Linked DNA regions of Homo sapiens: region 1 is linked to region 2. The links are chromatin contacts, found by Hi-C or POLR2A ChIA-PET in ENCODE. All regions are on one chromosome and are shown on one strand. The core of a region is the stretch at or near the end of the contact, and the rest is flanking DNA. Distances in the headings are between cores, read along the strand shown.

Region 1 (3,650 bases), core at 617-3,116, 510 kb before region 2:
TCAGTTCAGGGTGCTGGAAAGAGCACTGCACATAGAACCAGATGCTCTAGTGTACAGGTCTGGCTCTGCCACACTCTAATAGAAGATTTTTTTCATGGGACAGACAGCCACTTCCCTCATCCTCAAGCTTCCTCTGCTGTGAAATCTGGAGGTCGACCTAAGGGCTCTATCTGCTGTAGCACCTGATGTGATTCTAAATTTCATTTTTTCCCCAGGCACTTAACGCAGGCAAGAAAACAAACAATGATAATAATGCCCCATATCAAGGGCCTCCTCTGTGTTAAGCATTGTGCTAAGCACTTTACCTGGATTATCATTCCATTTACTGCTCGTAATATTACATGATCGTACTGTTCTCCCCATTTTACAGATGAAAAAATTTAGAATTAGAGAAGGAAAGTACCTTGTCTGAGACCATCCAGCAAGTCAATGGATACAGATGTGAGCCGATATCTGACTATAGCAACTGCTGCCCATGCTCTGCCCACACCCCACATCTTTCCACTGCCTTCTGTTGCAAGCATCTGCCACGCTCCACTTGAGGGCTTTCTCTCACCCCAGTGAGGCAGGCCATTAGTCTCAGAAGCAGAGGAAGTTAATGCCCCTGGAAACAGCTCTCATATAATGACAGATGAGAGTTGGAGGATACATACCCCATCTCCCTTGCCTCTTGGTTGGGATGACTCTGAGGCTTATTTTTCCCCTTCCTTGTCTTGCTTCCTCTCTTCCCCTCCTTTGCTTCCTGGGACCATCTCTCCCCAAAATTTCTTGTACTCAGATTCTTCTTGCTGGGTATTTTTTCCTGGAACTTAAACCAAGACAACCTTGCACCATGCTAGGCTGCCATGAAAATTAGACAATAGTGTTCTAGAAAAATACATCAAAAAATTCGTTTTTCAGCTTCTACTGCATTCCCTTTGAGTTTGGAGCATAGAATCCAGTTATATCAGAGTCTGTATCCCTTGAGAGAGAAGAGTTAGGGACACTTGGGGTTTGTAGAGCTATAAAGGCCACGAGGCCTTAGAAAGTGGACCCCTGTGTTCTTGTTCTGCCTTCAGCCACTTCCCCACTCTGTGCTCACAGACAAGTATGGAAACTTGAATACCTACTTCTTCATTTGTAAACAGAAAGCTCTATGATTCTGACTCAGATTTTAGATCTTGAGCTCAAGATAATCCAGCACAGATTGGCTGATCTATAGTTAAGGCTGGAATGCATCACTTTATGCAGCTGACAACTTTGCATAATGGAAATAAAGACCCAGACACTGGCATGCAGGAAAAGGTGAAAACACAACGCTAAACAAGGAAATAAGATCGACAGAGATAAAGTGCTGGGCAGTCAGTCCTAGGTGAAAATGTTAATTGTAATGCAGCCTTTTGGAGAAAAATGGAATGTAAATCTCTCAAAATACAATGTGTCCAGAGCTAAATATGCAGCCATTATGATGATTTTCCAAGAACTGTCATATTCAATTGTAGCGCTGAGATGTTTCTTTTCAGCTACACAACGCTTTTACACAATTAATAATCTCTTTTTAGAATCAATATTATTTTTTAGTGGCAGAGGCATTACTGAATGCCATGTCCTCCAGCCCTGTCTTCGTGGTGGTTGTTTGTGGGACCAACTGTAATAATTCTTGTGATTTTATTCAAGGAATTTGGGAAGAGAAAAAGATTCCTCGTAGAGCTTGAAAACAAAGCAAAGAAATCATCCCATGTGACTTTCTCCCCTGAAGTTCTCTGTGACTCCCTGTCTGCCATCAAGCTTGGGCTTCGATGTTAATTTTTCCATCTGCTTTGGCTGCAGGTAATTTGGAGACACTGACGTCATCAGACCATCTGTTCAGTAAAACCACAGCGATGCTTTCCTCCTGAGTTGTTTATGCCTTGACAGCTACTTTGGGCTATTTTCAATATACTCAAAGCAGAGACTAAATTGTGGTCCAAACAGTCCCTTAGCATTGCATCTAAGTGTAAAAATTAAAGTTAATTATTTTTGTAATTGTAACAAAAAAATCAGATGCACACCGAGTTATGGAAACTACTGGTTAATCTCAAGACAAAGGAAAGCAGATAGTTTGCATCATGATTTTTTTCTTCCTGATGCCTTCTGACAGCCTCAGTTTGTCTAGTCTGACCATTCCAGTTATGCCTAGGGCCTGACACAGGATAGTGCCAAATAAATTTTGTAGGATGAATGACTGGTATTTCCTTTATCTAAGGCACTCTTGAATATAATCCATTTATATATATTCTTTCCAGTCAGCTGTCCTCCTGTGCCCAGGAAGAACTGGGAGTTAACTTTCACTTCCTCTTTAAGAGGAACTTGAGAGGGCTGCAGAGGAAATGGAGATTTCATCACTTCAAAATCTGTAGAGACCACATTACACGTTTTGGAGGGTCAGTACTGCCTCTAGAATAGAGTGGATTTTTTTTAAATTCCTACAATGTGAAACTGATAGCAAATATTAAACCAAAAGCAAAATGGATTTGGATTTTAATGCAAATCATGAAGACTGGATGTACTTCTTCAAATAAATCTTAACAGCAACAACATAATTTTAAATAAATAATTTTAATGTAAATCATGAAGACTAGATGTACTTCTTAAAATAAATCTTAAGAGAGACAACTTATAATTGACCTATATGAACATCATGTCTCAAGTGATTTTAAATTATAGTACTTTATGTGTGCTATGTTGCACAAGTATCCTGAGATCCCCTTGCATTGCCTGAATGCCAATTTTCATTTTCATATTTAAGAAAGAATATTCTTAAATTCATTTCTTATTTCTTGCTCCATTCTTATCCCTTCCTCCTTCTCTTCCTCACTACCTTCCCACACTAATTCATGCCTAAGTCTTGTTGAGTTTGCCTTCTAAAAATAGTTCTTGATTCCTCTCATTTTTATTTTCTTTCCTAGCATTATCTTAGATCAAGTTACATTCATCTCTCATCTGGAGGTCTCTGGTCTTTAAACATCCACTCTTGTCCTCTCTAATTTGTTTCCTACAAGTTACAATGTAAATTTGATCATACTATCCTCCTAAAGACCTTTAATGACATACCATTGTTTTTAGAGTGAAGATCACAATCCCTAATAAGCCCTCCAAGGCTGTGCAACATTGTCCCCTGACTGCATAGGGGACGTTTACATTCCTTCACATTGCTTCACATTCCTTCCTCCTCTGTACTTCAGATACTATGGAATTTTGTTTGCTTGTTTGTTTCTAGTCCTTCCAACAGGCCGGCTCCCTCTTGCCACAGGTCCTTCGCACATGATGTTTATTCTTCCTGGTCACTCTTCCCCTGGTTAAAGCCTACCTATTTTTCAGATCTCAATTCTTTTTAAGTTTCTCTTTAAAACTAATCTTCTAGACCAAGCCTGGTCCCTCTGCCTGCTTTCACCTTCTTTCTTGGTAACAGAAGCCCCAGTTTTTAACAGGGCACATGACTTAAAAGCCCCTATTACAGCTAAGTGTGGAGGTGTGACTAAACTACAGCCAAAGATTTGTAAGTGGAAGTGGTGTGTTCATTTTCCAGGACATGCCTTTCATTATACCTTTCTCCTTCCTCTGGCTGGAATACATGATGGCTGGAGACTAAGCCATTATCTTGGACCATGAAGTGGAAGCCACATGCTGGG
Region 2 (3,842 bases), core at 765-3,264:
GGCTGCCAAAGCAATTTAATGGCAAAAGAACAGTCTACTCAACAGTGGCACTGGGAGAACTGAATAACCACATACAAAGAATGAATTTGGACCCCTATTTCACAACATATACAAAAATTAAGTCAAAACAGAGCAGAAACTTAAATGTAAGAGCTAAAATTATAAACTCTTAGAATAAAACACAGGAGTAAGACTTCATGGCAATGGCTTCTTAGATATGACCCCAAACCAAAAGGGTTGGAAAAAAAATAGAGAAACAGATTTCATCAAAATTTAAAACTCTGTGCTACAAATGTTATCATCAAGAAAGTCAGGGCCAGGCACAGTGGCTCATGCCTATACAAATCCCAGCACTTTGGGAGGCCGAGGTGGGTGGATCACCTGAGGTCAGGAGTTCGAGACCAGCTTGGCCAACATGGTAAAACCCCGTATCTACTAAAAATAAAAAAATTAGCTGGGCATGGTGGCAGATGCACCTGTAGTCCCAGCTACTTGGGAGGCTGAGGTAGGAGAATCACTCGAACCCAGGAGCAGAGGTAGCACTGAATCGAGATCGTGCCACTGCGCTCCAGCCTGGGCGACAGAGTGAGACTCCATTTCAAAAAAAAAAAAAAAAAGTTAAGAAGACAATCTACATAATGGGAAAAATATTTTTAAATAATATATCTATTAATATTAAGGTTCTTGTATTCAGATTATATAAAGAACTCTTACAACTCAGTAATAAAGAGACAACCAAATAAAAAACTGACAAAATACTTTAAATTAATATTTCTTCAAAGAAGACATATAAATGGCTAATAAGCACATGAAGAGATGTTCAACATCAATAGTCATTAGGGCAATGTAAGTCAAAATCATAATGAGCTGGCAGTTCACACCCACGTGGATGGCTATAATCAAAGAGACAAACAATAGTGTTAGGGTCTGGAGAAATTGGAACATTTATACATTGCTGGTGGGAATGTAAAATGGCACAGCCACTCTAGAAAACAATTTAATAGTGCCTGAAAATGTTAGTTAGTTAGCATATGACCCAACAATTCCATGCCTAGGTTTAGACCTAAGACAGGTGAAACTGTATGTTCACTCAAAAACTTGTACATGAATGTTCATGGCAGCATTATTCACAATAGCCCCAAAGTGGAAACAATGTAAATGTCCATCAGCTAATGAAGATATAAACAAAATGTGGCATATCCATACAATGGAATGAAGTACTGATACAGGCTACAACATAGATGAACCCTGAAATCATGTTAAGTGAAAGAAGCCAATCACAAAAAGACCACACACTGTATTGTATGATTCTGCTGGTATAAAATGTCTATAAGAGACAAATCCATAGAGACAAAATAGATTAGTGGTCATCTAAGCCGGGCAGGAGGATAGGGAATGAATAAGAATCATTACAGAGTTTCTTTCTGGGATAAAAATGTTCTAAATGTGATTGTGCTGATAGCTGCACAACTCTGTTAATATACTAAAACCTCTGAATTGTACACTTTAAATGTTTGAATTTTATATGAATATATCTCAACATAACAGTCTTTTTAAGTTTTAAAAAGTATGAAAAAAGGGTCAAGAAAAGCAACAAAAACTCTCCCACTAGTATTTGACAGACTTAATAGGCCGATATGGCCTCTGAGTTACACAAGTCTTAACGTTTCCTTCTTTTCTTCTAACCACATCCTGTAGTCTAGAACTCCTGGGTTTCAAGCTTTCAATAATTCTATGCCACAGAAACCCTTTTTTGGTGAGGATTCTAGGAAATGCAATAAACCTAGTCACATACCAAGAAAAATGTATTGGAACACAGAACCACAAAAAATTCTCATCCCCATATCTGGGAAACATAAACATCCAATCTAGGTGTTTCACAGCCATCACAAGAGCAAAAAGTATCATCCTTCCCCAGTTGCTTACCTACATACAGGCCTAAAAGAAAAGCAAAAGATGTTCTCTAATCTGATCTATGACCTTAAAAAAATATTCTCCTGCAGTCTATGGCCTTACATTTCCAGTCATTTATTATAAGTGTTTAAAAACCAGTTCTGGATTGGAAGTGCTCCAGAAAAGGTCTTTGGCCAACTTTAACCTATTTTCACTTGACTCTTTTCCATGAGTACTTTAACTTTCTTTTCATTTCTGACAAGATAAAAATTTAAAAGACTATCGTTAGCATTTGTTAACACAGTTGCTATATGCTATCACAGAGGAGGTATACAAAAATCTCCATTATTTCCATGTTTAAAAAATAAATACATTAATAAGCTACTTTTGCTGCTTCATCTCCTGAACTACAGTGCCCTCTGCTGCTCAATGCTGATGAAGGCCATTCTCTCAGTTGAATGAAAGGGAACCAACCCTCTTCTCTAGTAACTCTGGAAAGCTACCTTTGGAAAAAAAGGACTCCTTCATTAAAAAATACAGAAGAATTTAAGTTACATAAAAACTTCATCTGAATGGATTTAAGAAAATATGCACAATACATATTTCATAAAACATCTGTCCAAGAAAGAATTATACCTTAAACACACACCTTTAAAAATGTCCTTTGCAGGATGAGCACTCTTGGAGCCATGAGTTAAAGCCCTTACTATATACCCAATGAGTGAGTGTATGCAGAAGGAGCCTAGGTGCGCGGTGAAGCAGTGGATGTCCACATCCAACCATGACACACCAGGCAGCCAGGTCCTGTCCACAAAGGGAGCCCCAGTGCCAAGCACACAGCAGCTATACTATGAGATCCCAGAACTCTTTAGTCCTTGCCTACAGTTCTCAGAGCCCCTCACTCATTCACTTAATGCAAACATCTAAGAGAGCACCTGCCTACCATATACAGGCACTGTGGTACTTGCTGGAGGTACAAAGATGCACATATGTCTTAGTTGCTGCCCTCAATGAACCCACTCTAAGAGGAGGAAAATTAACAAATACATACAATTAAATGGGCAATGATAAAATCTGCTTAGCGTAGCGAGGCAAGGCAGAGGAAGGAGGAGTCAATTCTACCAGGAGTACAGGAATTAAGAAAGACTTCACAGAAGAGATGCCCTTTAAACAGTCTTAAAAGACACACAATGCTTACCAGATGAGTAATGGGGGAGGACACAGTTTGAAAAAGATGCCAAGGAATACAGTGCTATGTTATGTGCAGTCCTGTGAGAATCAGGGCTGCCACACATGCTTGTGTAGGTTGCAAGGATATTATCTATCTACAGTGTGGCAGCCCTGCTCAAGGGTAGGTATAAAGTCTTATTTCTCTAATCTTGCTCCTCCAGTGTTTCTTCTTGGTGTCCTCTTTCTCTCAGCAGGGCTCAAAGTTGCTTTCTAGCATCTAAACTTATGTTATCTTGTAGAAAGTCAGACACACTAGGACCAGGAATTCCCTCCACTCTGTGAAAATGCTTTGGCCTTACTTCCCCTCAGGAGGCAAGCTATACCCAGCCAAGTGTGGATTGAGTACTGACTGGGGCATCAGTGGTGACATGGTGGTGATAAGCCCCCACTCCTGCCTGGCCTGCCACTCTTCCAATCAACAGCTTCAGTGCAGGGAAACTGACCAAGGAGATAAGAATTGGAATCTGTCCCCTGGGCCTTATCAGCACATATGATCTAACTGAATGAAATACTTATTAGCAATAACAAAAGCTAAAATCAAACAAATGAAGTTAACAGTAGGCATTATGCTAAACACTTTAAATATCCCAAAACGTAGGAATACTACTGCTCCCTCTTTGAAGATATGAGAACTGAAGCCCAGACAAATAAGGAAACTGACCACATCACAGAGCTGGCTGGTAGAAAGCAAGCATGTGAGCTGAGCAGTCTCCAGGGCA

What was found. A loop is a pair of places that touch in the nucleus more often than their neighbours do. ChIA-PET counts read pairs that join two places held with the same protein, here RNA polymerase II (POLR2A). Pooled maps may share reads with other maps.
Region 1: a pooled map shows a loop between it and region 2 (2.8-fold over the local background). The contact joins two enhancer-like sites. A Hi-C loop is called at or near these places in 5 of 37 single-sample maps with no recorded cell type and 3 of 50 pooled maps. POLR2A ChIA-PET finds 5 or more read pairs at or near these places in 1 of 52 experiments (activated naive CD4-positive, alpha-beta T cell).

The regions. Positions count from the first base shown.
Region 1 is chr3:16,800,092-16,803,741 of GRCh38, reverse strand. No RefSeq gene overlaps it. Among named protein-coding and RNA genes, the nearest start is that of PLCL2UT, 78 kb to the right of the region's middle. Within about 2 kb of position 1,866, at least 2 of the 41 ENCODE cell types and tissues checked have a DNase peak (open chromatin) inside an H3K27ac peak, as active enhancers do.
Region 2 is chr3:16,288,968-16,292,809 of GRCh38, reverse strand. The region is part of intron 5 of OXNAD1 (oxidoreductase NAD binding domain containing 1); the gene reads right to left. Among named protein-coding and RNA genes, the nearest start is that of OXNAD1, 26 kb to the right of the region's middle. Within about 2 kb of position 2,014, at least 7 of the 41 ENCODE cell types and tissues checked have a DNase peak (open chromatin) inside an H3K27ac peak, as active enhancers do.